Regions from separate parts of the Homo sapiens genome. Here region 1 is linked to region 2. A link is a loop called in an ENCODE intact Hi-C map of the cell type or tissue named here. Cell type or tissue: chondrocyte. All regions are shown on one strand. Links, peaks and the distances in the headings refer to the core of each region. The heading gives the core; the rest is flanking DNA. Region 1 has its middle 200 kb from the start of MIR4689. Region 2 overlaps LOC124903830 (a long non-coding RNA gene).

The links. A loop is a pair of places that touch in the nucleus more often than their neighbours do. Peaks named below come from ENCODE experiments on the same cell type or tissue, not always from the same donor. Only the 100,000 strongest peaks of a DNase experiment are listed, where the experiment ranks them.
Region 1: a loop joins it to region 2, with 4 times the contacts of the local background. A loop is called at or near these places in 4 of 110 quality-filtered maps.

What each region holds. Positions count from the first base shown.
Region 1 is chr1:5,653,809-5,662,135 of GRCh38, forward strand. No RefSeq gene overlaps it. Among named protein-coding and RNA genes, the nearest start is that of MIR4689, 200 kb to the right of the region's middle. RefSeq lists enhancers at 4,522-5,022, 5,023-5,523. In chondrocyte, for the core only: no CTCF peak of the experiment used is centred there; no DNase peak of the experiment used is centred there.
Region 2 is chr1:5,701,212-5,709,538 of GRCh38, forward strand. LOC124903830 (a long non-coding RNA gene) reads right to left here. Exons shown (of 3, transcript XR_007065441.1): 2 at 7,665-7,855; 3 at 3,100-6,093. Among named protein-coding and RNA genes, the nearest start is that of MIR4689, 160 kb to the right of the region's middle. In chondrocyte, for the core only: no CTCF peak of the experiment used is centred there; a DNase peak (open chromatin) is centred at 4,300.

The sequences.
Region 1 (8,327 bases), core at 88-8,087, 47 kb before region 2:
AAGCAACCATAAACAGAACTTTCTGTTTTGTTTTGTTTTATTTTGTTTCGTTTCCCTAAGCATACACCACAAAAACATCTTCAATTTCTATCATATACATAGACTTAATTTCTCTATTAAATAAAGAGCTCCTACAAAAATCAGTAAGAAAAAAGCACAATAGCCTTAAAGAACAAGAGAGTTCACAGAAAAGGAACTGAATGGCTCAGTAGATGAAAACATGACCAAACTTGTCATAAGAAGAGAAGAAATCTGGCCATCAGAGAAATGCAAATCAAAACCAAAATGAGATACCATCTCACACCAGTTAGAATGGCGATCATTAAAAAGTCAGGAAACAACAGGTGCTGGAGAGGATGTGGAGAAATAGGAACACTTTTACACTGTTGGTGGGACTGTAAACTAGTTCAACCATTGTGGAAGTCAGTGTGGCACTTCCTCAGGGATCTAGAACTAGAAATACCATTTGACCCAGCAATCCCATTACTGGGTATATACCCAAAGGATTATAAATCATGCTGCTATAAAGACACATGCACATGTATGTTTATTGTGGCACTATTCACAATAGCAAAGACTTGGAACAAACCCAAATGTCCATCAGTGAGGATTAAGAAAATGTGGCACATATACACCATGGAATACTATGCAGCCATAAAAAATGATGAGTTCATGTCCTTTGTAGGGACATGGATGAAGCTGGAAACCATCATTCTCAGCAAACTATCACAAGGACAAAAAACCAAACACCTCATGTTCTCACTCATAGGTGGGAATTGAACAATGAGAACACAGGGACACAGGAAGGGGAACATCACACACCGGGGCCTGTTGTGGGGTGGGGGAGTGGGGGAGGGATAGCATTAGGAGATATACCTAATGTTAAATGACAAGTTAATGGGTGCAGCACACCAACACGGCACATGTATACATATGTAGCTAACCAGCACGTTGCGCACATGTACCCTAAAACTTAAAGTATAATAAAAAATAAATAAATAAAAAATAAACAAAACAAAACTACAACAACATAACATTTCCACCCACCAGATGTGCAAAGACCAAGTTTGGTAAAGCAATGCCAGTGAAGTTGTGGAGTTTGAAGTGGTACTCACATCTTGTTACTGGGATTATAAATTGGTACAAACTTTATCAATTGTGATTAAACAACATCTACCAAAATTATAAGTGGAAATACTCTCTGATTCAGCGATTTCATTTCCAGAAATTTACCAGGAATTATGTATGTATTTCATTTCCAGAAATTTCCAGGAATTATGTATGAATGGGAGAAAGTATTATACCACCTTTTTAATTAACAAAAGTATGGAAATCACTTTAATGTTTATCAATCACATTAATGATTATCACTTTACTGCTTATTGAAATTATGGTTATTCATATGATAGAATACATGCAGCTACTTAAAAAAAATAAATTTTAAAAGGATGCTCAAAAATGATGTCCAAGATATGTTATAAAGTAAAAACCCTGGGTGCAGAGCCATGTGTCTGAGCCATGTGTCTGATATGCCTCCATTCCTATAAAATCAGGGTGTGTATAAATGCATAGAGTATCTCTATTAACTGGTAACTGTTACAAAATTCAAAGTTAATGCAGGCAAGACCTCTCTTTTTTAATGCTAAAACTCCAAGGAACTGCACAACGTTTGAGGATTTCCAACACATGCCAATCTACCTTCGAGCCTACAGATTTTAGGAAATGAGGCTCATGAAAAATCAAGCATTAATATTCCTAGCTACAGTTGTTTGGGACATAATTAGAATGATCATTCTTTGAAAGTTTGTAAAATTTGCTCATAAAACCATCTAGGCCTAGTCTTTCCTTTGTGAAAGATTTTATTTTACTAGAGATTTTATTTTCTTCATGTTATAGTACTTCTTAGGTTTTCTATTTCTTCTTGATTCTTGAGTCAATTTTGGTACCATTTAGTACCCCACAGGGTGCTTGGGCTCAGAACACATCAGTCAAAGAAAGAGAGAAGAAAGGAAGGCAGGAGGGCAGTGAGAAAGGAAGGAAGGAAGGAAGGAAGGAAGGAAGGAAGGAAGGAAGGAAGGAAGGAAGGAAGGAAGGAAAGAAAGAAGGAAGGAAGGAAAGAAGGAAGGAAGGGAAGGAACAAAGAAGGAAAGAGAGAGAAGGAAGGAAAGAATGAGAGAAGGAAGGATGGAGGTAGAGAAAGATGGAAAGAGAGAGAGAAAGGAGAAGGAAGGAAGGAGAGAGAGAAAAAGAAAGAGAAAGTAAGAAGGAAAGAAACAAGGAAGGAGGGAGGGAGAGAAAGAGAAAGTAAGAAGGAAAGAAACAAGGAAGGAGGGATGGAGAGAAAGAGGAAGGGAGAGGAAGGAAGGAAGGAGAGTGGGAGGGAAGGGAGGAGAGAAGGAGGGAGAGAGGGAGGGAGGGGAGGGAGGGAAGGAAGGAAGGGAGAGAGGGAGGGAGGGAGGGAAAGAGAGAATGAGAGAAAGGTGAAAGGTGGGAACAGGAAGGGAAGAGAAGCCAGCCATAGGCTGCAGGCTGTTTGTTCACTCTTTTACTTGACCCAGGCAGTTCTGCGTTTTAAATATTCCACCTTCTGCCATGAGTTACACTGTTCAATATTCATTTCTCAGAGCATTCAAAGGTCTATGTGTGCCCTGCCATGATAGACCATGGCTTCAGCTCTCAAATACAACTCTCAGCCAAAATATTCATGACTGGTCCTTCCCATATACTCATCAATCTCCCATGCTATGATCTGCATGTGTCCCCCAGATCTCACGTGTTGGAAACTTAATCCTCTATGTGACAGTGTTGAGAGGCAGGCCTAATAAGAGTGATTAGGTTATGAGATTCTGCCCCCATGCATGGATTAATGTCATTATCTCAGGAGTGGGTTCGTTATCTTGGGGGTGGGTTAGTTATCTTGGGAGTGGGCGTGTATTAAAAGCAAGTTCAGCCCCTTTTTCTCTCTTTCTTTCTCAAACTCTTTCTCTTCTGTCTTCAGCCATGAGATGACACAGCAAGAAGGCCCTCACCAGATGCAGACCCCTCATACTTGGACTTCCTAGCCTCCAGAACGCTAAGAAATAAATGTCTTTTCTTTATAGATTCCCTAGTCTATGGTATTCTGTTATAGCAGCACAAAATGGGTTAAGATGCCCCATTACATGGAGACTGCTGACCCACAGGGTTGAGATCATTGACTTAGGGTTTGGAGTCTTATACAACATCCCTATGGGAGTTGGCCTCCATATTCCCTAATTTCCAGGAATCTCAAATGATGACCTCAGACCAAAATATAGCCCAGATATTTTGCCTTTGGCAATATTGCCCACTTTTCCACAACTTTATCATGGCAGGTTTGATGTGCTCACTTTTATGATCCCTGAAAGGATATGAGTTAAAGATCCTGCAAGGTTACAATCCAAGGATAGAAGATTGACTTGGAATAGGAAGTTGGATGAATCTTTGGTAATCTTTCATTTCAGGATTTATCTTCAGTCTTGGGCTATGGAGGGGGCACCTTTGGTCTTCAATTTTGTTAAGCTTGTAAGAGAAGTGCCAAGGCTGATTGGCACACACAAATGTCTTTTCAGTTTACAAAAACCGTCCTCCTTTCCAACGCGTCCCAAAGGGTGTTAAGGGAGATGCGGACCAGGCAGTGGGTTCAGCAGAAGTCACAACAGAACCGTTCCTAAGGGGACCTGTGGAGAACCTAAATGTGGGACAAACCCACGTGGAGACCTAGGAAAGAGAAGGCAGAGACAGACAGTACAGACAAGAGTGGCCATGAAGGTGAATCAAAGTCCACATGGCAGAGCTGCTTTTTCATCCCCAGTAAAGGCAGTGCTGGGTTTTTTGAAACCTCAAAATGTTATGGTTGAGTAAATGACTGTAGGACCAAGTGACCTGGGTTCAATGCTGTCTGGGCCCCTGCCTAGCCAGAGAAACTTGAGCAAATCATAGGACTTCTCCATGCCTCACTCTGCTCATCTGGAAATGGGACAATAGCACACCAAGCCAGCGCTCCACAGGCATAAACTTGTGGAATCCTCACAGCACACCTGTGAGACGGGAGCCATCATCGGCACCAGCTTCCAGATGAGGAAACTGAAGAAAGAGAGGAAGTGAGTTTTACAAAGTCACAGAGCCCAGAAGAGGCAGCATGTTGGCTCATGCAATCTGGTGCCAGGGTCTCTGTTCCTCCACCAAGCTGCTTCCCCTTGGCACAAGGATTAAACAAAATAAGCATTTAGGACCAGGCCTGGCACACACGGAGACCCCCAAAATGGATGGCAATCATTATCTTTTTTTATTGCAACAGAGTCCGCCCTCTGCCCTTCAGGGGAAATTCTTTTTCTTCTGTCTCCACCCCCTCAGGATCTTCAAGGGGGTGTAGGAGCCTTCAATGGGCTGATGCACAGAGCAACTGCCAACTCAGAAGACCCAGAGGGCCCTAAAGAGGCCTGCTTGGTAAGAGGTGCATGCAATTACCCAAGGAGATAGCATTGATTAACACATTAATAAATAACATGACTATTAAAGTCAGTCGCAGAGGCGGGAGATAATTGCCTTGGACAGGAATGGCCTCAGCCTCTTCTATGAGCTGCCTTCCCCACCTCCTTCTCCCAGTAAATCTTCACTGAAGGTGCTCTTTGGCCCAGTGCTGGCCTGAGCCTGGGAGGCAGGAGCCCTGAGCCAGGCCTGTAATGAGAACCTCAGGACCAAGGGGCGGCTGACTCCCAGGGGATAACCTGGCATCCTGACGCCAAACCCTGCAAGAGGAGCTTCAGGCATTTCATTGGTCAGCTCTGGCTGGGTCACGTTGCAGTGACAACCACCAAACCTGGTGGCTTATGACATCAAGGTGACATCTTGCTCTTGCTGCGTCCTTGCCAAGGTGCAGCTGGGGCCCTGGCCCACGGTGCTCTTCTCTCTGCCATCCAGGCTGCAGGTGTCTCCCCACCTGGAACACTTCCCCAACCTAGGACACACCCCCTGGAACATGTCCTCCCTTGGACACGCCCTCACCTGAAACACACCCCTCCTAGGACATGCCCCCACCTGGGACAGCCTCCAGGACACGCCCTCTCCTGCAATATAGCCTCCTGGGACTCACGCTCTGAAACATACGCCCACCTGGGATAGCCCCCAGGACACCCCCCACTCCTGGGACATGCCTCCTCCTGCATCACGCCCCCTGCTTGGACACACCCTCCACCTGGAACATGCCCCCACCTGGAACATGCTGCCTCATAGGAGAAGGAGAAAAGAACAGCATGGAGCCCTGACACAGTCCTCAGAGCACCTGCTCAGACGTGGAGCGTATCTCCTGGCTTCCCCACAACCCTTCACTTGGGCCCATCTCCAGGTAAACCTTCTCACAGCTGCTCCAGATCAGTGTATTTGTGTCCTGGGGCTGCAGTAACAAAGCACCACAAACTAAGTGACTTAAAGCAGCCAAACTTTATTCTCTCTCCGCTCCGGAGGCCAGATGTCCAAGATCAAGGTGGGAGCAGGGCTGGTTCCTTCAGGGGCTGTGAGAGAGAATCTCTTCCACGTCTCTCCCAGCCTCCAGTGTTTTGTTGGCAACCCTTGCCCTCCGCTGGCTTGAAGAAGCATCAGCCCCTCTGCCTTCACCTTCCCGTGGTGTCCTCCCTGTGTGGGGGTCTGGACCTTCCTTCCCCTTTTTGTAAGTATACTGGTCAAATTGCATTAGGGGACCCTACTACACCAATACAACCCCATCTTAATTCATTATAACCGCAAGCACCTTATTCCAAGTAAGGCCACATTCTGAGGTCCTGCAGGTTAAGACTTCTACATATGAATTTCAGGAGGACACAGTTTACCCCATAGAAGTCCGTAACTTGGGATTTGGCTTCAGACTCACCTGGGGGTCAGCCCTGGTGGCCCAGGGCTTGCTCTTCCTATGGCTGTGACCCCTCAGCCCTGCTCCACCCACCCTGCCCCCTTCCCCTCAGGAGTCTCCCAGCAGCTGGCCTTTGGCTCAGAATCCCAGTCCCTGCCATCTGCCATCGGATCCTCCAGTCACCAGCTGCTTCCTAGTACCTGCTGTGGTCAGATGTGTCCCTGCAGGAAGTGAGTGACATAGTGTGAGAAGTTTACAGACATGAGTTCAAATCTCAGCTCCTCCACTTAGAAACTGTGCGACACTGGGCAAGAATTCTACTTCCCTGAAGGAAGTCCTGCTGGCACAGGGCAGCTGAGGCTTTGGCAGGGTAGTAAAAAGCCCCAAGGCCTAGCACTCACCTCCTCCTCTTCCTGACAGTTTGCTAACCTCCCAGGAGCGACAGCCTTGCTCCATCTAGGCTTAAGAGCCTCTGACCCTTCCCTAGACACACGGGAATATTCCTGAGCTCCTGCTGTGTGCATGGCAAAGCCCAGAGCAGGCTCTCTCTCTCCCACTTCTGACCATGTCTGAACCAGCCGTCAGGGCCCTGTGGTGTTGGAAAGAAAGGAGGAGCCTTTGCCTGAGAATCTCGTATGTATTGTAGTATTCAGTGGCAGTGCATACACGTGCACAAACACATACACACACGTGCACACGTGCTTTGTCATAGCCTGTTTCCCCAACCTCTGGGGAAAATCAGTCAACACTTCCTCCTCTCCAAGCCACATTCTTTGTAGGGCAGCCTTGTCCCTGCCAGAAGCCACCTCCTGCCCAGGATGACTGAGCACTATTTAATCACCCTCAATCAAGAGTGTGACTCCCACAAAATGACGGCTCGTATATACACACACATTAAAGCAAATGAACTTCCATGATTATTGTTATTACCATCATTATTAGGGAAATTAGCGATCATGAGCTGCCCGGAGCCCCATGCTGGAACCCATGTGAGGTCTGGCCTCGGCTCTGCCAGGCCCTTCTCCCCACACGGAGGCAAGAGCCAGGCCCTCAGCTCCAGCCCCCTTCACCCCTCACCCCTCTAGTCCCTAGACATTTGGGACATTGGGCATTTTGCCCTGACTTGGAACAAAACTCATCCTGGCTTCCATGTGATGAGTACTTAACACCAGCCTGGGAGGGAGGAAGGACCATCATCACTCCCATCTTACGGAAGGGGCTACTGGCCCTGGGAGGTCAAATAGCTGCTAGGGGCAGGACCCAAAGCTCTGTATTCACCGAAGACATAACACTCTCATCTTACCCCAGAGGCAGGGGCAGAGGAGGCAGAGGTCGGACCCTGGTGCCAAGGAAAGGATCATCAGAGACTATTTTCCAGGGATGTGCTTCAAACCCACTGGTGTGGCCCCAGTCTGGTCCCAGGCCCCTTAACCTGAGCCCATGAATACAGTGACACAACCTAGCCCTGCCTCCAACAACATATTAGAAGCGAATGGGCCATTCATTGGTTTTTGGTTTTGTTTTGTTTTTTGTTTTTTTTGCTTTGTGTTTTCCAAAAGCCTTCAGCTTTGTTTATTGCATCCCCACCTGCAGCCTGGCACCATTCCTGGGGGACCTCCTTGAGCAGGTTCCTGGGCTCTGAGGCCAGCCACGTAGTGGAGACGCTTCCACGCACCAGCACCTGCCACATGCCAGGCACTGTCAAGACAGCCCCGAGCAGCAGGTGTTCAACCCCCACCTTCCAAAGCAAGGGTGAGGCCGGGCAGGTGACTGACCACCCAGAGCAGATCACTGGGGGATCCAAGACTGGAACGGGGGCTGCCTCTCTCCACTGTCTGGACCTTTCCACGCTCGTGCTCCTGGGACCATAAGATGCCACCACCCTGGCCGATGACCTCCACGCCTGGCCAGCCCTTCACGGAGTCCTCCCTGGCCCCGGGCCAAGGCTGCTTTGCCAATCCCTTTCCCTTTGTACTCACCGACCTCAGCCTCCGGAGGCCCGGAATCATTCAGTTATGCCCATCTTCTGGGTGCTTAGAACCACATATGAGGGCTCTTTCATCCCTGTCCAGCCCTAGAACCCCGAGGGGACTTCAAAGCTCATTTCCAGTGGCCTTTGACAAGGCACAATTCCTGCCACCCAAGTGCTCGTCTCAGCTGGAGCACAGCCATTCACACGCTGGGATGGAGAAGCCCGGGTGTGGGATTTTAATCACTCACTTGCAGTTCTCCTTATGCCTGGGTGGCCAATGACCGGGCGTCTGGCCAGAGCTGGTGGCTGCCCCTCTCAGGCTCTACCCGGGACAACCTAACAGTAGGGCCTTGACCTTGGTGGGAGAAGAGCCCACGGGTGCACAGGGCTTTGGCCGACCAGGAGTGGGGCTGGTGGGAGGTGGAGGCTGAGGGCCCCAGGCCAACAGACCTCCATCCTCCCCTCACCCCACCAGAAGCTCAGTGGGGA
Region 2 (8,327 bases), core at 22-8,021:
ATCCCATCTACTCAGGAGGCTTAGGCAGGAGAATCGCTTGAATCCGGGAGGCAGAAGTTGCAGTGAGCCAAGATCACGCCATTGCACTTCAGCCCGGGTGACAAGGTAAGACCCAGTCTCAAAAATAAATAAATAAAATAAAATTGATGTGAAAAGACAAAGGTACTAGAGTAGCCAAAACAATTGCGAAAAAGGAAAATAAGGCCCGGTGTGGTGGCTCACACCTGTAATCCCAGCACTTTCAGAGGTCAAGGCGGGTGGATCACCTGAGGTCAGGAGTTCAAGACCAGCTTAGCCAATCTAGTGAAATCCTGTCTCTACTAAAAACACAAAAATTCACCAGGCATGGTGGCGTATGCCTGTAATCCCAGCTACTCGGGAGGCTGAGGCAGGAGAATTGCTTGAACCTGGGAGGTGGAGGTTGCAGTGAGCCAAGATCGCACTATTCCAGCCTGGGCATCAAGGGCAAAACTCTGTCTCAAAAAAATAAAAAATAAAAGAAAGAGAGAGAGGGAAAAAAAGAAAGAAAGAAAGAGAGAGAGAGAAAGAAAGAAAGAAAGAAAGAAAGGAGAGAAAGAAAGAGAAAGAGAGAGAGAAAGAGATAAAGAGAGAAAGAGAGGAAGGAAGGGAGGAAGGAAGGAAGGAAGGAAAGAAGGGAGGGAGGAAGGAAGGAAGGAAGGAAGGAAGGAAGGAAGGAAGGAAAGTAGGAAGAATTCATCTACCCAATTTCAAGACTTGTATAGTCACAGTCGCTAAGAGTGTGGGATTGCGGGGAGACAGACCTATAGGCCAATGGAACAAAATAGAGAACCCAGAAACAGACCCACACGAATAGGCCCAGCTGGCTTTTGACAAGGGCACCAGAGTCATCACATGGAGCAAGGAAAGCATTTTCAACAAATGCTCTAACGGAGCAATTGGATGTCCATAGGCTAAAAAAAAAAGAAGAAAAGAAACTCGTCTTTTTAATTAAAACATCAACTCAAAATGGATCAAATACATAAAATAAAACATAGAACTCTAAAACTTTTAGAAACAATTGGAGAAAAACTTCAGCATCTACAGCTAGGCAAAGGGTTCTAACACTTGATACCAAAAGCACAATCTGTAAAAGTAAGAAATTAACTGGCTTTCCTCAAAATTTAATATGTGTGCTCTGCGAAAGATCCTTCAAGAGGATTAAAAGACAAGCTACCAAATGAGAGAAAATATTTGCAAACTATATATCTGAGAATGAACTCTGAAAACTTAGTAAACAAGCAAACGATTTCTCAATCATGTTCTGTATTTTTGGGGTGGGCTACAGTTTTCACATCGTGATTCTCTCCTTTCTCTCAGAAAACCCTCCTGTCAGCCTTGATTTGTATAACGTCCTTGCTTTCTGGATGAGGAAATGGAGGCTTCAAGCCTTCCCTAAGCTTACAGTTCCTAGGAGATAGACCTGGATTTTTTCTTTTTTTAATTCATTTGTTTAATTGTGTACAATATACCTAACATGCTTTTTTTTTTTTTTTTTTTTTTTTTTTTGAGACGGAGTTTTGCTCTTGTTGCCCAGGCTGGAGTGCAGTGGTGCGACCTTGGCTCACTGCAACCTCTGCCTCCTGGGTTCAAGTGATTCTCCTGCCTCAGCCTCCTGAGTAGCCAGGACTACAGGCGCCCGCCACCACGCCTGGCTAATTTTGTATTTTTAGTAGAGACAGGGTTTCTCCATGTTGGTCAGGCTGGTCTCGAACTCCCTACCAGAGGTGATCCACCCATCTTGGCCTCCCAAAGTGCTGGGATTACAGGCATGAGCCACCGCGCCCAGCCCATTTTAACCATTTTTAAGTGCACAATTCAGTGGCATTAAGTACATTCACATTTTATGTCACTGTCATCACCACCATCCGTCTTCAGAGCTCTTTTCATCTTGCAAAACAGCAACTGTACTTATAAAAAATAATTCCCATTCCTCCCTCTCCCCAGCCCCTGGCAACCACCATCCTACTTTCTGTCTCTGTGAATTTGACAACCCCCGGGACCTCCTACAAATGGAATCATCCAGTATCCGTCTTTTTGCGACTGGCTTATTTCACTTAGCACGGCATCCTCAAGGTTCAGCCACGCAGGTATGTGAGTTTCCTTCCTATTTAAGGCTGAGTCATATTCCAGTGGTGGACCTGGGTTTGAACTGTCACCCCAAAAGGCAGTCTGGGCTGGGCAGTGGCACTAACCTCTAAGAAGCTGTCCTGTCCCTGGGCATTCCCCTGCATCCTTTGTCCTGAGCCTTCAGGCACCCGTCAGTCCTGCCTCCCTCCAGGGGCAAGAAGGGGCAAAAACTTTGTTCCAAAGCTGTACATATGGGGCCTGGAGGAGGTACCCAAGATTGATAAGGAGGATAAAATTGAAGTCAGTTGGCCAAGAGCGGTGGCTCATGACTGTAGCTCCAGCACTTTGGGAGGCCAAGGCAGGTGGATCACCTGAGGTCAGGAGTTCCAGACCAGCCTGGCCAATATAGTGAAACCCCGTCTCTACTAAAAATACAAAAAGTTAGCCAGGCGTGGTGGCATGTGCCTGTAGTCCCAGCTACTAGGGAGGCTGAGGCAGGAGAATCGCTTGAACCCAGGAGACAGAGGTTGCCGTGAGCTGAGATTGCACCATCGCACTCCAGCCTGGGCGACAAAGGCAAGGCTTTGTTCTCAAATAAAAAATAAAAAAATTAAAATAAAATAAATTGAAGTCGGTTTTAGAAAATGCACGTGGAGGCTGGATGCAGTGGCTCACGCCTGTAATCCTAACACTCTGGGAGGCCGAGGTGGGTGGATCACGAGGTCAGGAGATCGAGACCATCCTGGCTAATATGGTGAAACCCCGTCTCTGCTAAAAATACAAAAAATTAGCCGGGCGTGGTGGCGGGCACCTGTAGTCCCAGCTACTCAGGAGGCTGAGGCAGGAGAATGGCGTGAACCCGGGAGGCGGAGCTTGCAGTGAGCTGAGATCGCGCCGCTGCACTGCAGCCTAGGCAACAGAGCAAGACTCTGTCTCAAAAAAAAAAAAAAAGAGAGAAAGGAAAAAAGAAAATGCACACGGTTATGGGATGCCATGTGCAGGCCAGGCAGAGCTAGGTCTAAGGCCCTCCGGGGACCTGCTGGAGCACAGGTGGCTGGATCCAGAGGGCGGAAAGGAGGCTGCAGAGGGAGGTGGGTGGGGAAGAGAGGACCGGACGCCCAGGCTTGCGTTCCTCTCACCGCCAGGTTTAAGGCGGTACAGCCATGCAAACACCGCTGGGATTGTCCAAGAACTAAGGAGGGGTTAAATATTTTATACAAAAACTCTTTTCATCTAATTTATGTTGTGCTTTTGAAGATGAAGAGGCGGCGGGCTTCGGTTATCAGCAAGAAGAAGGGAGAGAGGGACTACAAACATCTTAGAATAGTGGAAGACGGGAGGAGGCTCTCGCCGTCCTTGAGAATATCAATTCCAAAACGATTCTATTCCACCACATAAAGGAGCCAGGCCTTTCAAAGAAAATCAGCCTTTCATAAAATTTCTTGGAAATCTAGTCAAGAAAGTGTGCGTGTCTCTCTCAGATAACACTGCTGTATTATAGGCATTTAACTAGATCCGCAGGCTATGACAAAATAAAACAGCCATTTAAGTGGAGTGTCTGGAAAGGCAGCCGAGACGGGCTGAGAAAGGTCTTGGGCCTGTGGGCTCCAAGAAAAACAGGATGGGGGTTGCCATGGTGACTGTGTATTGCATTCCACCCCTAAGGACAACCAAAAGTCCCTGCAGGACCCCCAGCATCAGCATCAGCTGGGGTATGGGGTCAATGCAGGTCCCCTGGCCCCATAACAAACCAGCTGAACCCAGTCTCTGGAGGTTGTCCCCAGGAACCTGCATTTTAACAAATTGCTCCGGTGATTCTTAGAACATCACAATGGGGCTCCTGACTCAGTCTCTGCTGGAGGCCAAAGTCGAATGATGCCAGCAGCGACTCTACAGTCTGCAGCAGGTGCACCTGCACGTGCATGGCCCCCGTGTGCCAGCCCTCAGCCTCACCCACCTCGAGGGCTGAAGAAGCCAAGAGGGCAGCTGGAGATTGTCAAGCTGGTTTCTTCTTTAGAAAGAGGCTGTGAGGCCCCTGTATTCCTCCCCTCCAGGGAATGGGTGGAGGCCCTTACTCTCACCTCATGGAAGGGAGAGGAGCTTGAAGGAGCTCCCTGTGGGGGTGGGCAGAGGGACTGTTGTCTGTCCCCAGGAGTGCACAGGACACAGCCTGCAGGGACTCGCTCCCAAAGGCCAGTCTGCACCCAGGCTGTGGCTAGCCCTGGCTCCCAGCGGAAGAAGGAGGAGAGGGCTGAAGGGAGATGCCTCCCCACCAACCACAGGGGCCAATCTGTGGGTCTCCTGGTAAGGATAATGGCCTGGGGTCCCTTTAAAGAGGACCCTCCTGGGAGGAGTAGATGGATCAGAGCCCTCAGCACCTGTGGGAAGTGCATGGCCAGGTGCCCTGGGGCCAGCCAGGAAGCCCCAGCAGTGCAAGGAGAGGGCTGGCCTCCGTCGAGACAGCAGCATTCCAGGGACTGGATAGGAATCATTCTCCAAGAAGCCCCCCAAATTCTTGGTGCCGAATTCCCCTCCCTGTCCCCTTCCTCATACCCTCCCCCTCCAACCTGGAAAGGACCATGCGCCTTGGGACCCAGCAGGAAGTAGAGGTCCAGACCCGTGGGACTAAAGACAGCAGAAGGCCCTCACCCCACTCCCCACTGCAGGCTGCCAGCCTTGACCGGGCCGGGCTGGAGGGCCAGACACACAGGCGTTGAACAAAGATCTGGGTTTTGATGATTTTGCTCAACCAGACACGTTAAAGAAAAGGAAGATGACGTGTAACTAAAAACAATAATAGGACTTTTCCTTTCCTAAGAAGGACCAGAGCTATGACAGGGCCTGGGGGAGACTTTATCCCAGGGTGATCCAGTGACTGCACAGAAGACAGACTGTCCCGTGTGCCTTCTTCATTCACCCGAAGTGCTAAGCAGCCTTGAGGTGAAGAACCATGGACTGTTGGAGTGCGGGGGTCAGAAACCGCTCTCCTGACCCCTGGAAACCTCTTGAAAGCTGAGTTGACCATTTGGGGAACTCAAGCCCCTCACATAACTAAAATAAATCCTTTAAGACAGCCCACTCCAAGGACAGCAATGTGGAACATGGTGCTGTGGTTCCGTGCCTTTTCCTGCCTGTCCCCAACACTGTGCTCCCTGAATCCACTCGGCCTGCCACCCGGAGAGGTGGTCAGACAAGACTGTTGGCAAATGTGGAGACTCCCAATTGCCTGATCAACATCCATTCTTGCTATCTTCCTTAGAACCCAATTTCTAGCTGGACAACAATGTGCTCAATTATTACCACAATTACTTTTGCACCAACCTAATACAAAACTATGTATCCCAGCCTCCTTTACACTAGATGTGATCATGTGATTCCGTTCTAACCAATGAGATATCAGCAAAGTGTTGGATGGTACTTCCAGGAAGTCTCCCTAAGAGGGGACACCTGCTTGGGACATGGATGAGATGGCTGGAGTTCTAGCACCCATCTTGGACCATGAGGATGAGGACAGACTAAGTATTGATCCCTAACAGCTTCCTACAGCCACCCACCTCCAAACTACTGTTACACAAAAAGAGACATGAAGGACCCATCCTGTTTTGACACTGTCACTGGGAAGAGTTCTGTTAAATGCTGCTGAACCTACACTTGGCTGGTGGATGTATGCAATGATCCTCTCACATTCTTCATCCCACTAAATGTGCTGCCAGCTCAGGGTACGGTGGGCACTGCAGCAAAGGTTAGCTCTCCTTGCTGTATGCTTCTGGTGGGAAAAGCATGCTTGGGAGTTTTGACCTTAACTGTCTATACCAAGCCAAGGTGATCCATTGGGTTGACTGGAACCTCCTCCTAATGGGTCTTGGAGGCAGGTGACAGCTGGCATTTGCTGGCTGAAGTGATCAGGTTCCAGGCCAGGCATGAAGCTGGAGCTCTGACTGGACCTGACTCTCCCGGTTGCAAGTTGCTCTTCAGCACAGGCCTGGGAATGGTCCAACGTGCTCTCTGGGGGAGATGAAACACAGCTGGTATTACAGGTCGAAACGTATCCCCCGATCTCCACATGCTGCAGTCTAACCCCCAGGACCTCAGAATGTGATCTTACTTGGAAATGGTGGCATTGTAGATGTAATTAGTTAAGAAGAGTGAGCCCCTAATCCAAAATGACTAGCATCCTTATCAAAAGGGGAAATGTGAATCAGAGACACACACACAGAGGGGACACTGTGGCCATGTAATGATTGGAGTGATGCCGCCACAAACCAAGAACTACCAGCAGCAGGAGAGGGGCCTGGCACAGACACTTCCCTATCACCTTTGGAGGGAACACAGCCCTGCCTGCACCTCAATCTCAGACTCCTGGCCTCCAGAACTGTGAGGTGATCAATTTTGGTTGTGTGACTCACTCAGTTTGCAGTCCTTTGTCACGGCAGCCCGAGCAGGCTGATACAAGCTCCACCCACACCGCCCCACCCTCCAGGAGCGTACATTCTAAGCACCACAGGGAACCAGCTGCCTGGTACTCAGCAAATGGTCCTGAGGAAGAAGGACAGGTGGGTGGGTGGATGGATGGACCAATGTTAATATGAGTGCATAGACGGGTGTGTGGGTAGGCAGATGAATACATGAATGCGGGAATGAATGAATCTGGTGACACACACAGGAACCACCAGATGCCAGAAGGGTTCTGCAAAATGCATCACTCGCCACAAGGACACACATCAATCCAGCATCTGCAACCAGAAGAATGAATGTGTCACGCCCCATGGAGTCCACAGAGATCAATGCAACCTCAATACCAGGAAAAAAACAGGTCATAATTTTCTATAAAACTAGTACACACTGCCCCGATTGATGAATACAGCCATCTGTTTTACTTTTCACACTGTCTATTTGTAATCCTCATGAATAACAAAGGGGTTCCAAAGGAAACCAGAAGTAGGGGTTTGCCGCAGTGGGCAGGGGTGCCTATCTACCAGGGAGATGACGGATGGGCCCTTCCATCAAGGATGACCTCCCGCAGAATCTCTTTGCCAGCTGGGCCAGATGAACAAAGAGGTGGCAGTAACAAGAAGAGAGGCCTGCGCCTAGGTATCGGCCGCCTCCAGAGTTTCAATATGGACCTCCGAAGGAGGCACCTCCACCTCCATGCCAGTGCTGGTCTCCTGACAAGAGAGGGTTCGCCTACTAACTGGCATTAGGTGGAACTGTGGCACAGAGGACACGGCCTTCTGACAAGGTTCAAAGCTGGACGTGAGAGAGAGAGTGGCAGATACACCCTCACTGACGTGAGCCCCTGGCAGGCAAACGTTTTCCAAAGGCTCGGCTTGGGGAAGCTCCCTTCCTATTGGCCTTGGCCCTGAGTCTGAGAGAATGGATGCCCAGTGGCTCAAGAAGGGGCATACAGAGGCAAGGCCTAGGAGGAGAGCAGCCTGCCCTCCCATTTCAGAGCGAGGCCCCTGCGTCTTGCCAGCCCTCCTAAGCCCTGGGTGTGGCGGGATTGAGTGCGAGAGCTGCCAGATGAAACACGTCAGCCCGGCCGGTGTCAGGTACCTCCGAGGCACCAAAAACTTAACTGTACCCGTCCCTAGTGCAGAGACCACTGGGTTTCTCCCCTCCAAAAATAATAACTACTGGAGAGAACCCTATGGGCGATGAGAAATCTCTGGAAGCGGCTGCCAGAAGAAGCCGTCAGTTAATCTTCTCTCCGAAGCTCTGGACTCATCTGGCTGTGCTTCTGGGGCGCTGGTTGCCAGCGCAGCCTCGGCTAATAAGTAATTAGAAGATAATTAGCATTCGTAACATACATTGGGAAACATCTGGACCTACTGACTTATTAAAACCTAAAAACCTCATTCATCAATTGTGTAGTGAGATAGAGAACAGGCTCAGGTTGGGGCAGGTGGGCTTGGTTCAAAGTCAGCCCCCACTCAAATGTGGATTCTGTCCACCCTGGGCAGCCGCCCCACCACACCTCTCCGTGCTTCCTGCCTGCCCCACCATCTCCAAAGAGGAGAGGAAAGCAAAGGGCCCAGCCCTCTCGCACCGGCCAATTTCTCCTGGAAGAAATAGAACAGCCAAGGATATGGATGTGGTGGCAGCTGGGTCCTCACCCCCACCCCCTTCTCTTGCTGCTTCTTGCCCTTCCCAGGTGAGAAACCTGGAGCTCAGAGAGGGAAGGGGCACTGGATATGTCCCCCAGCTGAGATTCACTGCAGCTCAACCTGGAAGGGCCCGTG